Linked DNA regions of Homo sapiens: region 1 is linked to region 2. Evidence: chromatin loops called from intact Hi-C (ENCODE). Cell type or tissue: endothelial cell of umbilical vein. All regions are shown on one strand. Each heading gives the region's core, and the rest is flanking DNA. Links, peaks and the distances in the headings are about the cores only.

Region 1 (2,899 bases), core at 138-2,637, 130 kb after region 2:
GGCCAGGAGCGCGTCGCCAAGCGCCTCCCCAAGGGTCCCCCTGCAGGGGTTCCTGTCCCCTAGGCACAGAGCCCCAAGCCCTGGGCGCAGGCTGCAGCTTCCCCCTGCCTGACCCCGCCAGCCTGCGCCTCCTCACCCGGGGACTAGCAGAAGCCTGGGCCCGCGCCTGGCGCTACGACTCCGGTCTTTAGTCTTTGTTTGGAGCACGGGAGAACCTGGGACGGAGGGAGGCATGACTTCAATATTCATATCGTTGTTAAATAAACGATTTCCTAATTTGTATCTGTTTCATGCCAGCGTGAAACTTCTGTAGGCAGAGCCGGCTGCGCTGCCAGCACTTTCTTCTGCTCGTCCCCACCCACCTCTGCCTCCCCCACCCAGCCTTCCCTCGGCAGCAGCGGGGAAGAACAGCCGAGCAGACCAAACAGCCGGGGCCGCGGGTGGGAGGCTGTTCCCGCAGCTCGTGGCTGGCGTTGGAGAATGTGGAGATTTTCCCATTCATAAAAGGAACGTCTCCGCTTGCCGCCTTCCCGTCCGCCGCACACCGCCACATCCGCAGCGGGGTAGGGCTGGGTCTGGGGGCGCTGGGTTCCCAGGGGTCTACCCGGGCGCGCTCTCGCCTTTCTCAGGAAACCCCATTTTGTGAGCGGCACCGCGTGTCCTCTCTCAGTCCGTGCACACAGTTGACCTGGAGCGCGGATGAGCACCCTTGGTTGAAAGGAAGAGACAAAATGGCTTGTGGTTCAATTCATAAATAAAACCTCACCCTTGGACTTCAGGCTGCCCGACATTTTGGGACTTGGATTTTTTTGCTTTATCGTAGTTTTAGGAAGCGACTGTCAGGCCATGTTGCCTATCCATTTCTAAACGACTGGCTTTTTAGGATCCCGTTTTCACCCTTCTATGGCGGTGGGTTGGGGGTGGGGTGTGGAACTGGAGTGGCCCAGGGAGACGATGGCAGGGGCGGGGCGGGGCAGGTCGTTGTACTGATTCAAGATACAATCTCCATCCAAATAATGGATTGTTATTAACAATGATCCTCCCTGCAAAACCCTTAAAATTGCCCCTTGATTCCCTAGCAGCAAGAGGCGAGCCCTTATTCGCTGAGCTGAAGCCTCCTCCCCCCTCCTCCCCATTACTCTCTGCTCTGGAAATTACAACTCCTCGGCGCGCCGCGCGGGGAGGCAGCGGCAGCGGCGGGAGGGAGGCGGGGAGGGGATTCCCGAGCCAGCCGGACGCTCGCCCTCCGCCCGCCGGCTGCAGCGTCGCGCGGCCCAAGGTCAGAGGCGCCGCAGGAGCAGCAGCTGGGAACCAGGGAAGCGGGTCAATCCCGGCCGCAGGGAGAAAGCCCCAGGGCGCAGTCAGCCGGCGTCCACAGCCGCCCAGGAGTAGGGTGAGCGGCTGTCTCCGGGCCGGTCGGGTCCCGCCGAGGTGGCCGCGGCCCCAGCGACCCGGCGGGTGGCGGCCCAGGGGTCGGCGAGCAGGCAGCTGGAGCCCCACCTTCGGCTCCCGGGCGCTGTCCGCCGCCTCGTGGTGCTGATCCCAGCCCCACGGCTGAGCGGCCTTCGCACCTGCCTGTCTCACCTCGCTATCACCCCGATAAGGAGTTGGGCCGGGGCAGAAGGGGGGCCTCGGGGTAGCCGCCCACCGGAGCCAGGGGCTGAAGCAGCGAGCGCACAGCAGCCCGGCCGCTGGTCCTGGGGTGGAGAGGAGGCGCGCGCTGCAGCCGGCGGCGGCGCTGGTGCTGATTCATCACCTAAAGCTCCTCGCAGGCCACCGCGAGGGCAGCCGACCGGCTCCGGAATCTGGCCGCAGGTTGAAGCCGCTGGTGCGGGACCCTCGGGCAGGAGGTGAGGACCCCCTCCCTTCTCTCGCCCCTCAATCATCTTAGGGCGGTGGCTACAGGACAGAGAGAGGGGCGTGCCCCTCGGCTGTGAAGTGGGCATGCCCGTGTGATGCCCCCGCCCGTCGTCTCACCGGGGCGCACCGCGCTGGTCCTCCTCCGCCAGTCTCCCGAGCTCCGGCCATTCATCCCCAGCGCAGAGCAGCGCTGGCAGCCGGCGCCGCGATGGAGGAAGAGCTGAAGTGTCCCGTGTGCGGCTCTCTGTTTCGGGAGCCTATCATCCTGCCCTGTTCCCACAATGTCTGCCTGCCTTGCGCTCGCACCATCGCGGTGCAGACCCCGGACGGTGAGCAGCACCTGCCCCAGCCGCTCCTGCTTTCCCGGGGATCGGGGCTGCAGGCGGGCGCCGCCGCCGCTGCCTCTCTGGAGCACGACGCTGCGGCTGGCCCGGCCTGCGGCGGTGCAGGCGGGAGTGCAGCTGGCGGCCTCGGCGGCGGTGCGGGAGGTGGCGGAGACCACGCGGACAAGCTCAGCTTGTACAGCGAGACAGACAGCGGCTACGGGTCCTACACCCCGAGCCTCAAGTCCCCCAACGGGGTTCGCGTGCTGCCCATGGTGCCCGCACCACCCGGCTCCTCGGCTGCGGCGGCTCGGGGTGCCGCCTGCTCCTCGCTGTCCTCGTCTTCGAGCTCCATCACGTGCCCGCAGTGCCACCGCAGCGCATCCCTGGACCACCGCGGCCTGCGCGGCTTCCAGCGCAACCGGCTGCTCGAGGCCATCGTGCAGCGGTACCAGCAGGGCCGCGGGGCCGTGCCGGGGACGTCTGCAGCCGCGGCGGTGGCCATCTGCCAGCTGTGCGACCGCACCCCGCCAGAGCCAGCAGCCACGCTCTGCGAGCAGTGCGACGTCCTCTACTGCTCTGCCTGCCAGCTCAAGTGCCATCCATCCCGGGGACCCTTCGCCAAGCATCGCCTGGTGCAGCCGCCGCCGCCGCCGCCGCCGCCCGCCGAGGCAGCCTCCGGGCCCACTGGCACCGCCCAGGGCGCCCCCAGCGGA
Region 2 (2,899 bases), core at 173-2,672:
CCAGAAATCCTCTAAATCAGCTCGGAGGACATAAGGTAAGTCACTGCACAGTAAACCAGACTTCCTAGCCCGGGCCCCTCTTCCTCAGCTGTGGCTGTTTAAACAGCGACACTTAACATTTTCTAGAGGGAGGTGGAAGATCCGTAGGCAGCACTCCACCATCTGGTCTGACTGTTCTTCAGGCTTACGCCCTTGACTCCCAACCTGCACAGCCCCGACTGTCCCCCATGACACCCTCATCCCCACTGCATCTGTGAATGCTCCTCGACCACCCGCCCTGTACCTGATTCCCTCCACTCTTCAGACTGTGATTGGTTCAGCCAGTGTTCATCCTTTGCCCTCGGCGTCTCCACCTGTCTTAGGACATTTACTACTCTCTATATTATCGGTGTGCACACAGGTCTTCTCTCTCCTGACACAGGACAAGCTCCATGAAGGCAAACACCATTTCCCTTTTGGATCTCTCAGCACCCAGCCCAGAAACTCAGAGCAGACAGGCAGATATTTGGTGAATCAGTGAAAACGCCTGGCTGCAGAGATCTCACCCTCCCAGAGAACACGTAGCCGCAGAAGTGGCCTGGCAGTGGGGTGGTGCTGGCACCCACAGACCCTCTGGCTGCATCCCTCGGGCAGTCACAGAGGTGCAGACTGAACGGGCAGCCGCCGAGTGCCCTGTACACAAGGTGTCCCTGTGGGAAGCATCAGACCACTGAGTCCCCGCGTGCCTCCCATCACATCAAGGGCCAAAGACACCCAACCAAGTTTCCTCCAGGAGCGCTCTTTAGAGGGCAGATCTGGTGGTCAGTCTCTCTACACTGAAGGTATGTGGGTCTTGGATGCAGGAAGGGGAGAGAGCAACCATCCAAAAGGACTTGATTGCAAGACATGGTTAAGTCACCATGAACAAGAACTTCTCACCCTTCCAGAAAAAGAGTGGCTGGGGAGCCGCCGAGCAAGCCACTCTCCGAGCAGAAGCAGCCTGGATCTCAACGGTGTGTTCTCGCATGCCCTTGGAGGACGGCTGGTCTCCACATTCACAGCTGGATTCAGAAAATACAGCTCTCTTTTGAAAGCACACGTTTTGAAAATGCAGACAGGCTCATTTAAGAAAAACATGGAATGCTCAAACCCTGCAATTTGTGGTCCCTTATTCTCCACTTTAAATTCAAGAACAATCAGCAGCTTCCATGGCCGTAAACTGCGAGCGCAGGTCCTTCCGCTCTCTGCTCAGGCTTCCTGCTTCCTTCCTGATCATTCACTCCTCTTCTCCCATGCCCAGAGCTCCCCTCCACCCCTCCCGCAACACACACAGGTGGCCCCGAGAGCCACAGCATTCCCAACAATGGGGCCAAACAAGCCCAAACCACCCTTGAAACTGCTTCCTTTCACTTGGGATTTTCAAAACAGTAGGCTCCACATACAAATACACTCCAGACAGGGCGGTGGCTCCCAGCTGGGTGTTAAGTCACTGAAAGTCTCTGAGTATCTCTGGAGGCTGCATGGGGGAGAGAGTTCTTCCTAACTTAAAGCAAGGACAATAGAAATATGACCACTAGGAAACAAGGCTTAAAAGATGAGAGGAACCTTTAAAAGGAAATTTGTGTTGATTTAAACCAAAACATCATGAAAAATGTTAAGATTTTTTTAGAAATTAAAAAACTGCCATTTGCAGATTACAGGCTCACGCCTGTAATCCCAGCACTTTGGGAGGCTGAGGCAGGAGGATCTGCTTGAGCCCAGGAGTTCCAGGCCAGCCTGGGCAAGATGACGAGACCCTCATTTCTACAAAAATATTTTAAAAATTGGCTGGGTGTGGTGGTACGTGCCTGTGGTCCCAGCTACTTGGGAGGCTGAGGTGGGAGGTTCACTTGAGCCCAGGAGGTTGAGGCTGCAGTGCGCTGTGATCGCACCACTGCACTCCAATCTGGGCAACAGAGCAAGACCCTGTCTCAAAAAAAAGAAAAAAAAAAAGAATGACAAAGGCCCTTGCCTAAGGCCATCTAGTCAGTGGCAGAGTGGGGAGGTGACCAGATCTGCAGGACTCTGAAATGGGTGCTTTGACAATCACCCTGCACTGCCTGTACAGGGAAGATGAAGAGAGAGGCCCCAGTCTCAGCAGTGGTATAGCAACCTGCTTGGATCACAGGCCATTTTTATTCCTGGCTTTTCTGAATTTTCTAAGTTTTCTATTGTGAAAATGTATTAACAATGAGAAAACTTTCACAGTTATCTTTTAAAAACACAATGAATGAGTAAGTATATACAGATGGCTCACAAATTTATTTTAAAGACTTGGTAAATGCCCCAAATCTAATCACAGTGTCTAGTTTATATCCACAGGCCTGGACTGTAATTGAAGAAAGCAGAGATCCAATCGATTATAACCTGATTTCTGATAAAAGATATGTTGACTGAAGGATGCTGCCCTGCATAGTGTTTAGAAAAAGCCGAAGAGAGACTTCATCAGTGTTGATGCAGTTGGAGACGGGCTATGAGCCCAGCTACCCAAGCTTGACAGAAACACCCTTGAAGGACTCTCAGCTCCCTGGTGGGTTCCAGCTCTGTGCTCACTAAACGGCTTCTGATGACCTGGTCTCCTATGTAGCCTTCTCCTCCCATGGGCGGAAACATATTCGTGTCATCTGGTCAGCTTCATCTCCTGTTAATATTTTAGACCTGCCAAGCTGAGGACTAGACTCTAAAGCGCCATCAGGATTCAGAGACAGAAGATAAACCGGGTTGCATGACTGTGCCCCCAGATTAACCCCCATTAAACCCAAAGCACATCCCACCTCTATACTTTCCAGGAAACTCCTCTACCAGGTAAAGCTGTTTGAATTGGATTTTCTGCTAACTTACAAGTGAGGGCATCCACACTGACACAGAGACTGTTCTGCAA

The links. A loop is a pair of places that touch in the nucleus more often than their neighbours do. Peaks named below come from ENCODE experiments on the same cell type or tissue, not always from the same donor. Only the 100,000 strongest peaks of a DNase experiment are listed, where the experiment ranks them.
Region 1: it touches region 2 in a loop (2.4-fold over the local background); 2 of 110 quality-filtered maps call a loop at or near these places.

The regions. Positions count from the first base shown.
Region 1 is chr1:231,160,902-231,163,800 of GRCh38, forward strand. It overlaps TRIM67 (tripartite motif containing 67), which reads left to right and starts at 1,157. Exons shown (of 10, transcript NM_001004342.5): 1 at 1,157-2,899. The coding sequence starts at 2,069. RefSeq lists a silencer at 1,199-1,514 and an enhancer at 1,423-2,057. In endothelial cell of umbilical vein, for the core only: no CTCF peak of the experiment used is centred there; no DNase peak of the experiment used is centred there; H3K4me3 peaks cover 651 bases; H3K27me3 peaks cover 1,709 bases.
Region 2 is chr1:231,027,541-231,030,439 of GRCh38, forward strand. All of the region lies in intron 1 of FAM89A (family with sequence similarity 89 member A), which reads right to left. Among named protein-coding and RNA genes, the nearest start is that of MIR1182, 9.1 kb to the left of the region's middle. In endothelial cell of umbilical vein, for the core only: no CTCF peak of the experiment used is centred there; a DNase peak (open chromatin) is centred at 1,271; H3K27ac peaks cover 1,172 bases.